Regions from separate parts of the Homo sapiens genome. Here region 1 is linked to region 2. Evidence: chromatin contacts called from ENCODE Hi-C or POLR2A ChIA-PET data. All regions are on one chromosome and are shown on one strand. Each heading gives the region's core, a stretch centred on a gene start or an enhancer-like site at or near the end of the contact. The rest is flanking DNA. Distances are from core to core; before and after follow the strand shown. Region 1 holds the start of CAMP (cathelicidin antimicrobial peptide). Region 2 holds the start of NME6 (NME/NM23 nucleoside diphosphate kinase 6).

Region 1 (3,550 bases), core at 566-3,065, 78 kb before region 2:
GCTTCATGAGGTGAAAGGGCAGGCCAAACAGAAGGATCGGGGCAGAGCTGGGAGAAAGAGCAGGAGGCTCAGATGAGCCTATGTGATGGGGGCATACGTGACAGTCTGGCACTTGCAGTGTGCAGGGCTGGGGTGAGGGCAGTGGGAACCAAAAGGCCACAGGCCCTGATGCCAGCCTAGGGGGTGTGTGGGCTCCTGAAGGTAGAGGGTTGAAATGGCCAAATTGGTGGTTTAAAGGAACCCCTGGACAACGGTGTGGAGGGTGGACTGTGGTCTGGGGAGAGCCTGAAACCTAGAGAAGGTGGAGTCTGGAGGCTGGGGCAGCATTGCATGGGAGAGAAGATGGCGGCAGGAGCCAGGCAGGGGTGGAAGGAGAGGCCAGAGGGGAGTGCTTTCGGGAGGAAGGAGCCAAAGGTGCTTCAGGGCTCATGCAGTGGGCACTCAGCAGAAGAGCAGTCAAGGAGGCCCAGTGGGGACAACCGGGACGTTCATGGGAGTCTCGAACTCAGAGATACAGACTGGGTGGTGTCTGCCTATTATAACTGGTGTCCTGGGAGAGGGCGTCCCCAGGGAAACCCGAGGCCAGGGAAGAGAAGCAGCCCAGGAGGTGACCCCACACGCTCTCAATATTAAGAAGACAGCCCTTAGGGGAGACCAAGAAGGAGCCACCAGGGAGGCAGGAGGGACAGCAGGAGAGTGGCATCAGGGGAGACCGGGGCAGCAAGAAGGAAGGCTCACCAGTGCCTGTGCAGACAAAGACCAGGCTTGAGGGTGGCCATGGACCAAGGGTGGGTTGGCCAGCCTTCAGTGGCCTTCAGCATGAAGAAGAGTGAAAAGATGGGGTCAAGAAGCGTAGACAACCTTTCCTAAGACTTGGCTTGGGAGAAGCCATGGTGAAAGGCCATGTCTGGAGGGGCTTGGGAACATTTTGAGACTGAAAAAAACAGTGAAGAAGGATGCAGAAGGGGATAGATGGAGCAGAGCCTTCGTCTGGCTGACGGCTGGGTCCAGAGAGCATGTGGTATGGCCTTGAACTGAAAGGGCAACTTGTCCCTTGCAAGAGTGAGTCTCTAGGTTGGGGGTGGCTACTGTCTTCATTTACCAGTTCTTTTTTTTTTTTTTCATACTGAGTCTCACTCTGTTACCCAGGCTGGAGTGCAGTGGCATGATCTCAGCTAACTGCAACTTCTGCTTCCCGGGTTCAATGGGTTCAAGTGATTCTCATGCCTCAGCTTGTAGCTGGGACTACAGGTGTGAGCCATCATGCGTGGCTAATTTTCATATTTTTAGTAGAGATGGGGTTTCACCATGTTGGCCAAGCTTGTCTCGAACTCCTTATCTCAGGTGATCCGCCCACCTTGGCCTCCCAAAGTGCTGGGATTATAGGCGTGAGCCACCGTGCCCTGCCTCATTCATCAATTCTTAATCGATGCCTACAGGGTGCCAGGCAATGCCTAGAGCTGGAGATTTAGCAGTCCATCATACTGACTCCTGAGGAGTAGAAGGATGTAGAATAGGCACCTGGCTCTCTTCCTCTCTGGAGGGATTTAACGCTCTTGAGCACCCCTGGCTATGACAATCTCCGGTCAGGTCTGGGAGGTTGTCAGAGATGAAGAAACCACTTCCTCATCTTGCACACAAGGAAGGCCTCACTCACTGCCCAGCAAGTCCTGTGAAGCAATAGCCAGGGGCTAAAGCAAACCCCAGCCCACACCCTGGCAGGCAGCCAGGGATGGGTGGATCAGGAAGGCTCCTGGTTGGGCTTTTGCATCAGGCTCAGGCTGGGCATAAAGGAGGCTCCTGTGGGCTAGAGGGAGGCAGACATGGGGACCATGAAGACCCAAAGGGATGGCCACTCCCTGGGGCGGTGGTCACTGGTGCTCCTGCTGCTGGGCCTGGTGATGCCTCTGGCCATCATTGCCCAGGTCCTCAGCTACAAGGAAGCTGTGCTTCGTGCTATAGATGGCATCAACCAGCGGTCCTCGGATGCTAACCTCTACCGCCTCCTGGACCTGGACCCCAGGCCCACGATGGTGAGCTTTGGGGGACATTCTGCTCTGCTCTGGCTGGGCTTGGCCACGTGTTGTTCCTTCTGCTCCTGCTGCACTGCCTGCCAGGAGGGCATCTCCCCCTTTAAATGTGGTCCCGTGTTTTCCAGGGAACCTTCTAGAGCTCGTGTCTCCTCCCAGCTCGAGAGCTTCCTGCCTTATAATTCCTGCTGTGGCAGAGATACCCTCACCCCGACCCCACGCAGGTTTTGGGACTTCTGCGAGCTCCAGGCACTAGAATGGGGTCATTGGCTCTGGGCAGTGACCTCCTCTGCTTTAAGTCTCTTCTGTACCACGTTACCCCACATAGGGAAGAACTCTATCCAGACTTTAGGTTCCAGTGGGCATGTCTTGTCCCCCAGGAAGCCCCCTGACTTCCCTTGCCCCCACCCCAGAGTGGGAGGGGCTCCTTGTTAGAGCTCATCTGAGGTCTGCTCCTACTCACTGTTCACCTAGGAGGGTAGGAATGGCTCAGTCCTCCTCCCCTCAATGCCCCAGTGCCAAGCCCAGCACCCAGTGCCCGTCGCACATCAGGTACTGTGGAAAGCCTGCCCTCTTGGTGGGGAGGTCATGGACACAAATCAGAAAATACAAGAATGGGCCTCCCCATTTCCTCCTCTGACTAGGATGGGGACCCAGACACGCCAAAGCCTGTGAGCTTCACAGTGAAGGAGACAGTGTGCCCCAGGACGACACAGCAGTCACCAGAGGATTGTGACTTCAAGAAGGACGGGGTGAGGCTGGGGGCTGGGGGTGTTGGTGGGTGCCTCCCAAGGAGCTGAACAGGGGGCACCTGGGGAATATTTCCCACTGGGATGTGGCTGGGAGGTCATGGCAAATGGTTTCAAGTTTGACCTTGAGCTTCTCCTTTCCAGCTGGTGAAGCGGTGTATGGGGACAGTGACCCTCAACCAGGCCAGGGGCTCCTTTGACATCAGTTGTGATAAGGTGAGTGGGCTGTTCTGGGATGCAGGGGCTGATGGGGGCATAGAGTGTGGACCATCCAATGGGTCAATTAACTACTCCCCCAACCCAGGACAGAGAAAGCCCCTCCTACCCAGGGCTCTTCCCCAAACCTGAGTTCCATCTCCAGGGCCGGCTCTGGAATCCCTTAGAGCGGTAGATCTCCAAGTGTAGCCCTTCCTGGGGACTCGTTAGATATGCAAATTCTCAGGCCCTACTCAGACCTACTCAGACAGACTCTGGGTAGGGCCCAGAAATTCGTATTTTGATAAGCTTTCCAGGAGATTCCGGCTTCTGTAAAGTTTGAGAGCCACTGTCTAAGAGTACTCAGCTCTCAGCCCTGTGTTCCCATCTCAGTGTTGCTGGGCTGGGCTGTGTGACCCTGCAGAGCCCCTCACTATCTCCGGGACTCTGTTTTCTCATCTTTTTATTGGGTGTAGGGATTCAATCACATGCTTCAAAGGTCACAGCCAGAGGTTGAACTGGGGCCCCAAAGCTCCTGCGGGGGCCCACGAAGAGGGGCGTCTAGGTGGGGAGGGG
Region 2 (3,666 bases), core at 1,062-3,561:
TATTATGGAGAGATCAGGATCTCCTGTGCCCAAATCAAACCTGTTAATACACTCAGCTGTCCTCAGTGGTAACACTGAGGTCAACACACAACTCCAACATCAGGAACAAGTCATAACCATTTTGCATCTGAAACAGTGCCTGACACAAAGGTGCTTGATCAATTTTATTTACTAAATAAACCTATATAGTCTTATTTCTATTCATCTTTGTATTCCTAATGTCTAGCATGGTGTAAGAGCTCAATATTGTAGAAATGATATAATGGACATAAAAGCATTTTATAAACTGGACTAAGGGAATTTTGAGGTCTTTTCCAATTGTGAAATCCGAGTTATACGTGAGAAATTTATCACCTCTGCAGGAGTAAAGACTTTGTCTCAAAATCTTATCTCAATATTATCTCTCATTTGGCCATGTGTAGTGGCTCACACCTGTAATATCAGTACTTGAGGCCAGGAGTTTGACCTGGGCAACAAAGCAAGACCCTGACTCTACTACATATGTGTGTATGTGTGTGTGTGTATATATATATAATATATATGTGTGTATATATATAAAATCATTTGTCGACAAATACAGAGAAGGCTTCCATTAACATAGGCAGGGACAGAGTCTAGACAACATTCTCATTTATCTTATCCTAAAAACTGTCAATCATGTTAAAGGTGGTATTAGAATCTGGCCCAAGCAAAGAAACTGCCATGGTCGCTCCTATTCATGTCCTTTCTACAGCTTTCAACCTGATTTTCCACTCAAACCATAAAGCCACACCCAATCTAACCAGTACAAGATCAGCTAACCCACTCTCCCTAATGCCACAGGTGGTAACACGTCATTTTCAGCAACTGTCTACAGAGACATCCATGACACCTCCCCTCCCTCACTCTTCATATCCACACGATCACCAACTTCTGGCAATTTTCCCTACCTAATATATCTCAAAACCCATACCATTCTCCCATCCTCAACTGCTACCACCATAACTCTAAGACATCATCATTCCCCTCTGGACATCTTGACAGCCTCCTCTTTGGTCTCCCAGTTTCTGTCCTGCCAACCTCTACAATCTCCACACAGCAGCCAAAGTGAACCACACATGAAAATCTAATCATATGGTTCCCCTCCTTAACCCTTTAAAGGGCACCCTGTTCTTAGAATAAAAACCAAAATCCTTATCACGGCCTCCCAGGCTCTGCATGATCTTGTGGTTCCCCACGTACCTCTCTAGCCTCATCTGGAACCCCACACTCCTTAAGTTTCTCTAGCTCCAACCTCATGGGCCTTTCAGTTTTGAAAGAATTTCTGGCTTGACAGCCTTTGTGTGAGTAGTTTTCGCAGTCCTGAATGTGCTTTCTCTGGTTGCCTCCTGCCCACCTTAGTGATCTTAGCTCACTTCCCGTTACACTTTCTCACAGCTCCTTGCAAGTTCCCTTCAGTTCCGTCTTCACCACCAGAAGGTGTAAGCAGTACCTAGCACACAGCTGGCTCTTAACAGTATCTGAATGAACCAACGAATGCACCTCATCCAGCCATTCCAAGGCCAGGCTGCTAGGGGTTCTCGTGGCAAGAACACGCGGCCTGTAGGGAGGACATGGTTCCTTTACTAACGCAGCTAAGTTGTGGCTGTCTTGACTCTTGGTTTACAACAAACTGACAAGTCGAGAATCCTGTTAGACTTAAAGGTGACTCCATGAGAATTAAAAATTTTAGGCAGGGCGCGGTGTCTCACGCCTGTAATCCCAGCACTTTGAAAGACCGAGGCGGGCGGATCACGAAGTCAGGAGATCAAGACCATCCTGGCCAACATGGTGAAAGCCCGTCTCTACTAAAAATACAAAAAAATTAGCCAGGCATAACGGCGCGCGCCTACAGTCACAGCTACTAGGGAGGCTGAGGCAGGAGCATTACTTGAACTCTGGAGGCGGAGGCTGCAGTGAGCCGAGATCGCGCCACTGCACTCCAGCCTGGCGACAGAACCAGACTCCGTCTCCAAAACAAAAAAAAAGTAAAGCTGTCGGTACACTGCCACCCCAGCACTCGAGGGGGCCACCACTCGCTTCCTGGAGGGCGGCGGCCCAGCCCTGGTCCACCCACGCGCGGCCGGGACCTGCGCCCCTACCCCCGTGGCCACGCCCTCCAGCCCCCCGGGCTCACGGCCTCAACTCTCGACCCAGCCCCCTACTTCTCTAGGCCTGCAACCGCGCAGCCCTCACCCCTCGTACCCGGGGCCTAAGCCCACCCCAGATTCTGGGTCATTCGGAGCCCCAGTGCAGCAGAAGTCCGGCTGCGGGTTCACCTTGTCCTCCGGCACAGGGCCCGGCCACCAGGCGCCACGCTGGATAGCCTGCGGCCCTCGCAGGGTCCTTCAGGCGCTCCCTGGGCAGCCCTGCTCGGGGTCCTAGTCCGGTTGCGCCGCGGCGTGAGGTGAGGTGTGAGTTGCCCTGGAGGGTGGCGGGTTTTCCAGGCGCATGCATTTGCCGCGGACGGGACGAGAGGATGAAGCCGTTCTGGGCGCCGGAACTCGCTTGTGGGAACCGCCCCTCGGAAGCCGGCCTGGGCGCCCTCGGAAGCCGGCCTGGGCGCCCTCGGCGGGAGGGAGTGCTGGGCCGGGTGCTGGCGCAGCGCTACGCAGGGTGGCGGAACCCAGAGGACCGGACGGGCTCGTTCAGGGTGGCGGCCCGGCGGGGGCGATGCCCGCCAGCAGAGACACCGATGGAAACCTTGCCCAGTTATTTTCTTTGCCCAGGGTAGTTCCTGGAACATGGTTGATGCCCAGTATTTGTCAAAAGTACGCGGAGGGCAAAGAACTTAAGCGCTCGATAGCGAAGGCACAGGCCCTTCAAAGTCTTTTGAGCTCTGAGCGATACATTAGCATGAAGGATCGTAGCTAATATGGGGGTTGATGAAGGAGGATCCTTGGCTGGAGCCCAGGTGTGCATAGGGCATGAGGAAAGCAAGTCATAACGGCCTTTCACGTGTCATTAGGAATCTGGGCAGCAGGGTGTGGTTTGGGTTACTCTGGAGTCTATTGACGCAGCCCAGGGTGAGGAGATGAGAACTGGGGGTATTCCTGGTGTGTACTGTGATGTATGGAGAGGATGGGGACAGGGAGAATGGATCGGGGGTCAGCTGTGGCAGGTGACCAGAAACTTGGTGACAGGTTGAATAAAGATGGTTAAAAAAAAAAAAAGTGTTTTGGTTTCTTGGGTTTTTTTTTTTTTTTTTGAGGGAAATCACTGAGAATGAGAAGAATGAAAATAAACGATAACTGTCATCAATGTAAAGACTTACTTGCACATTTAACTGACTTCGGTGTCTGCCTACACAGGTGTTGCCCTCTTGGAAGGTTTATCCCCAACTCATGGCTTCTGTCCCTGCAGCAATAAGAAGCCACTTCCCAATAGTTTCCTGATACCCAGTCACCTTTGGGAACTTACGAGGAAAGTTTTTCCAGTCTCTCCGCAGACCCTTGCATCTCTTCTCTTTTTGTTTAGACCCTTGACCACCACCCCCTATTCTAATCTTAACTCCTCTGCTACTCAGTTCCAATCCTAACCCAAGCCCTAGTCCCTAAATTTATAATCCTTTAATCCTAGACCTGGTCTCTAGATCCTGAGCCCTTGATGCTTATCTTCTAACCTCCTAATCCCAACCTCAAATCCCTA

What was found. Hi-C counts contacts between places; a loop is a spot of excess contacts on that map. ChIA-PET counts read pairs that join two places held with the same protein, here RNA polymerase II (POLR2A). Pooled maps may share reads with other maps.
Region 1: a map of mammary epithelial cell shows a loop between it and region 2 (6-fold over the local background). The contact joins the promoter of CAMP here to the promoter of NME6 in region 2. A Hi-C loop is called at or near these places in 2 of 168 maps with a recorded cell type or tissue (GM12878 and mammary epithelial cell), 5 of 37 single-sample maps with no recorded cell type and 10 of 50 pooled maps. POLR2A ChIA-PET finds 5 or more read pairs at or near these places in 4 of 52 experiments (A673, GM12878, OCI-LY7 and 1 more).

What each region holds. Positions count from the first base shown.
Region 1 is chr3:48,221,680-48,225,229 of GRCh38, forward strand. It overlaps CAMP (cathelicidin antimicrobial peptide), which reads left to right and starts at 1,816. Exons shown (of 4, transcript NM_004345.5): 1 at 1,816-2,033; 2 at 2,675-2,782; 3 at 2,924-2,995. The coding sequence starts at 1,833. RefSeq lists enhancers at 1,161-1,280, 1,301-1,430, 1,441-1,490 and a silencer at 1,500-1,794.
Region 2 is chr3:48,299,056-48,302,721 of GRCh38, forward strand. NME6 (NME/NM23 nucleoside diphosphate kinase 6) reads right to left here and starts at 2,312. Exons shown (of 6, transcript NM_001308426.2): 1 at 2,298-2,312. RefSeq lists silencers at 2,015-2,214, 2,515-2,734 and an enhancer at 2,295-2,424.